Regions from separate parts of the Homo sapiens genome. Here region 2 is linked to region 1. The links are chromatin loops, found by intact Hi-C in ENCODE. Cell type or tissue: mammary epithelial cell. All regions are shown on one strand.

Evidence for each region. Hi-C counts contacts between places; a loop is a spot of excess contacts. Peaks named below come from ENCODE experiments on the same cell type or tissue, not always from the same donor. Only the 100,000 strongest peaks of a DNase experiment are listed, where the experiment ranks them.
Region 2: it touches region 1 in a loop (10-fold over the local background); 2 of 110 quality-filtered maps call a loop at or near these places.

Annotation. Positions count from the first base shown.
Region 1 is chr9:125,407,173-125,409,672 of GRCh38, reverse strand. No RefSeq gene overlaps it. Among named protein-coding and RNA genes, the nearest start is that of GAPVD1, 150 kb to the right of the region's middle. RefSeq lists enhancers at 132-181, 1,384-1,978 and a silencer at 1,222-1,531. In mammary epithelial cell, a CTCF peak has its summit at 1,525 (motif pointing left); no DNase peak of the experiment used is centred here; H3K4me3 peaks cover 1,031 bases.
Region 2 is chr9:125,821,351-125,823,850 of GRCh38, reverse strand. The region is part of intron 2 of PBX3 (PBX homeobox 3); the gene reads right to left. Among named protein-coding and RNA genes, the nearest start is that of PBX3, 75 kb to the right of the region's middle. In mammary epithelial cell, no CTCF peak of the experiment used is centred here; no DNase peak of the experiment used is centred here; H3K27ac peaks cover 429 bases.

The DNA.
Region 1 (2,500 bases):
GTCTGTGTGTGTGGTGTGTGTCTGGGCCCCCAAGCTCTGGCTCCTGTAAGGCCACCTTTCCTGCCCCCTCCTCCTCTGATCACATCGTCGGGTATGAGCCACAAGTCCCACCTGCTCTGCTGGACGGGACTTCCCTGGCCGGGGTGGGGCCTCGCTCATCTCTGAACCTCCTCTCCCAACCCACCCTCCAGGGCGCCTCCCAGCCCTGGGCCTCGCTTGCTGTGTGGATTCTGGGAGCCCTTGGGCTGGGAAGGACCTATGGTCCCCACCTCCAGGCACAGGCAGCTCGCCCCCTCCAGGGGCTCCCTGGGGTGGCTGGTTTGGGGGAAGTCGATCCGACCCTCCACCCCCTAAATCGGCCCGGCCTCGAGTCAGGGACGTCCCCCAGAGGCTCCGATGCCCCTTTCCAGCTGCGCGACTTGGAGCAGGTTCCGCATCCACGATAGCGAGGGGGTCCGGGCGCGGTGGCTCACGCCTGTAATTCCAGCACTTTGGGAGGTCAAGGTGGGCGGATCATCTGAGGCCAGGAGTTTGAGACCAGCCTGGCCAACATGGTGAAACCCTGTCTCTACTAAAAATACAAAATTAGTTGGGCGTGGTGGCAGGCGCCTGTAATCCCAGCTACTCGGGAGGCTGAGGCAGGACAATCGCTTGAACCCGGGAGGCGGAGGTTGCAGTGAGCCGAAATCGTGCCACTGCACTGCAGCCTGGGCAACAGAGCGAGACTCCGTCTCAAAAAAAGAAAAAAGAAGAAAGAAAAGAAAAAGAAAAGATAGCGAGGGGATCAAAGGGCTTTCTCCGGGCGCGGCGTGGTCTCAGGAGGACGCATGGAAGACGCGCACACGCGGCTCCCCTTCCTTCCCCCGGGGAGGGTGACATTTCCCAGCCAAGGCTGCCCTCGGGAAAGCAGCCAGGGAGCCCGAAGGCTGGATGCTGAGCGGGAGGAAGGGGCGCCTGCCTGTCCCTACCCACCGTCGCTTGCGTCCCCACGGGCACAGCTCGCAGCCTGGGCCTTGCGTCCTCCCTGACCAGGGCCCGCAGAGAAGGAAGTGCGAGAACAAAGGAAGGGTCCCCTGCCGGCCGCGCCCACGGCCTCCGCGCACGCACACGGCCGACGGACACAGCCCAGAGCGCGATCCTTCCACGCCGGGGCCCCCGCCCTAGCGGCCTCCCGGACCTCGGCTCCCTCGCACGCCCGCGCGGCTGGGAAGGCCCGAGGGTACGGGGGACCCGTTTCTGGAGCCTTCGCAGCCGAGGCCCAGCGGTGGCAGCTGCGGGGATCGGGAGTAGGGGGTGGGGCAGGGGGCCCGTCCGCCCCGGGTTCGCACCCCGTCCGGTGCCCGCGCGTCGCTCTCGGTCTTGGCCCAACGGGGTGTGAACCTGGGTGCCCTAAAAACACCTGGGATCTCCGCGGACCGACGGCGGTGGGAACGGCCACGGGGGACGCTGAAGCCCCGCGGGTCCCGGCTCCGCACCACCCTCGGCCTGGGCGACGGAAACCCAACTGCAGCCTCGCGGCGCCACCTACCGACCGGATTCCGTAGCTAGATTCCCGGCCCCGGGGCGCCCCGTGAGTCCCGCGGTGTACCCGGCTCCCTCTGGCTCCCGGTTCGTCTCTTCCTCCTCCGGGGGCTCCCACCCCAAGTCTCGACGCCGCCCTGCAGCAGACAGCCCGGCCCGGCTCAGGCCTCGGACTCGGTCCTCGTGGAAGGGGAAGGGGTGTTTAAGCTGCCCGGGTCCAGGCGGTATCTCCTGAGCCCGGGGAGCTGAGGCCCCGTCCCCCGCGCCACCACAGGGAGGGACCATTTCCACGTTTACAGAGGGGGAAACTGAGGCCGAGGACCGAGCCCTGACTGTTTTTATGTGGAATTGGGGCAGCTGAACCAGGCCTGCAACCTCTTTCCGCCCCTCTCCAGATCTCTGACCCTGCTCGTCTCCCAGCACCACCCACTCATCCCGAGAGCTCTGCCCCTCTCACTCCACCCAGCCCCCAGCTCTCCTCTGAACCCCCCAGCCACATCCTGCCATCTGTCCTCAGGGACTGCACCTGCCTGTTTAACTCTGTCCTGGATTCTTTGAAAAATCACACACCAGGGAAAGAGGCCCTTGGAGACCCAGCCTCCAACCCCACCGTAAACCCCAGAAACCAAGGCCCTCACCGCCCCACTGTCCTGGCCTGAGCTCTGCGAATTAACATGGTTGTCTGTCTAGACTGGATCCTTCAGTCACCGCCCACCACTGCCTACCGGGCCCAGCGGGGACGTGGCACTTAACACTTGTGCAGATGACAACAGTGAGGGCCCTGGAGCTCATGCTCTGGGCCAGCCGTGAGAATCTCTCCTGTGACCCTCAGCAAATCAGCCCTGTGGGGTGGCAGGACAGTCCTGTGTCCTTAACAACAGGGATGCATTCTGAGAAATGCATCAGCTGCGAAGAGCATAGAGTGGATTTACGCCAGCCGAGATGGTGCGGCCCCTACACACCTGGCTCTTGCCCCTGG
Region 2 (2,500 bases), 410 kb before region 1:
ACCCACCTCAGCCTCCCAAAGTGCTGGGATTACAGACATGAGCCACCGCGCCCAGCCTAGCCTACTTTTCTCTAGTCAAAACACGTTCCAAATCTTTTAACTGTTTCCCATTGGATCTGTACTTCCTTCTCTTAACCATTCTTTTCTGTCTTCTAAACCCCAAGATAAAAACATACAGAATTCTTTTTTAATCTTTCTTTCTTTCTTTTTTTAAAAAAGGAGACTGATCCAAAGTAGCTAACACAGAAATTTCATTGAGGCACTAACAGACTATTTAGCCTTTAAAACTTTATTTAACACTATTACCAAAAAAAAAAGTAATTTATCCTCCTTAAAAAGGACCATATTAACATTATATATGTTAAATTCAGTCTTTTAAAAACTATCTTTGTATCTTGAAATCAGCATTAAGATGAAAGCAAGAGATATTACTGTTGCTATGGTAATACTTCAATGAACAGCATAACACACACTGGTACATAAAAACCATTTTCTGAGCAGCATGTACAGGTAAATAAAAGTTAAATAGCACATCAACAACAATTTCCTCACAGGGTCATGACAACTTTTATTTGTGATGCTTATTTTTATATATTACAGTGACTGAAGTAAATTTGAAAATGTCAATAATCAACAGCAATGGTCAGCATTTGCAGAGGGAACCAGAGAATGTTCGTTTCTCCACTTTTCCCACAACTGTATTTTGGAGTTTCAAGAACCACAGAAGCGTCATCAAATATGACCATACCACAAACTTACACATACAAGAGGCATACTTGCTAAATAGGCAAACATAGGTGAGTTAGGAGAATTAATGAATGGTGGGAGGTTCTGACAAAGTAAAACTCACATCTTTTTTTTTTTTTTAGCTACTTAGCAAACAAAACAAAAAAACTAAAAAACCCCACAAGTTATATAACTATTGATATGGATGATCCATAAAATCCCAAAATTCAACTACTCATTATGGGGTGTTTCACAAGTATGAAGTACTGAATTAAGGTTGAGGGTATCATAATGTATTATGTGGGGTTTTAAATAATAACTCAATATAATAAGCTACTATACTGAGATACCCTGTATTAATGTACAAAAAACATTAATGAAATATATGCTTTGATTGGATTATGCAGCCTTTCTTCTACATTCAAATTACAATCCAAGTTGAACTCAAAGACAAGTTTCCTTTTAAAACATTTCTCTAAACTAGTGGAAAAAAATGTTTATAAAAATAGTGTAGTCTGAGTCTGAATAAACGGTATGCTCAGGGAAATTTCAGGTTTCAACGTAAAGAAATATACACATTTTAGAGTTTCTAAAGAAAGAGTATTATTTACAATGAAAAACCACATCTAAGGAAGAAACGTTTTTAAACTCTGGAGAACAGGGAAAAAAAGAAGAGTACCTCCTTTAAAAATAATTTTCAGTCATCAGTAAAGATCTTTCCCAGATCTTGTGTACAAGAGGAAAACCACTGCCATGGCTACGTGTAAGAGCATTCCTTATCCCCAATGCCAAATGGGCAATAGAACAGACAAAGTCCATTCTTTTAAAGCTATATGCTGTATATGCTGAGGTTAAAAATATTTACACAAAATTTTATAAAGAAGAAACAATATATTTGAGTCATAAAAATAAGTTAGCTCTCTGCCACCATTTACTACCCACCTTTAAATATTAAATTTTAATTTTACTTATTTAGGAAAAATTACATAATTCTTCATAGCACAGTTTAAAAATAACTCCACTATTAATGCAGGCCCTTTATTTAATCACAGGCTAATTTACTCCTGACAGAAAGTAAATTCCACTATTTTCTGTGAGGCTTTATGAAATTGCCATCATTTTTAATTAATTCTTAATTAAAATATATTACACCACAGCTTCTACCCATCTCTCTTGATATTCTAACATAATCAATTCAAGACCATTTACATATCATTAATTAAAAGCCTTCCTCTCTCATCCTTAAAATCATAATGAGGCTCTATTTCTCATTAGCAGCCTTTAAGGGGTAAAACAACAATACAGTCAAGAATGAATAGTAACTTGAAACAAATAATTTGTACTTTTTAAAACTATATAGTGGACAGAGCTAATTTCAAAATTTCTCAAATTTGAGAATCCTTGAATTATTTCACTGTGTTTCACAGGGGAACCACCAGAGCAACAATTGGTGATAAAATGAAACTAATCTTCAAATGAGTTAAGCAATAAATTCGGTAAGAAATAGTAGCATCTTTGAGATCTGGGAAAACCAAATAGATTTCTTTATTTAGACAATAACAAATCTTACCATGAAATACTACCAACAAGTTAGTTACTACAGAAAAGTAAAAAATAACACAATTAATATGATCTTGTCTTCATTTCCATTTTTAAAAATTAATCCCCTATATTAATCCTTTCCTTTAAAAAAGATTCTTTCTTTCAACTAAAGTCCATTGTTAGTATCTCTTAAATCTTAAGATACAATTAGAAAAATGTAATTGAAATTTAT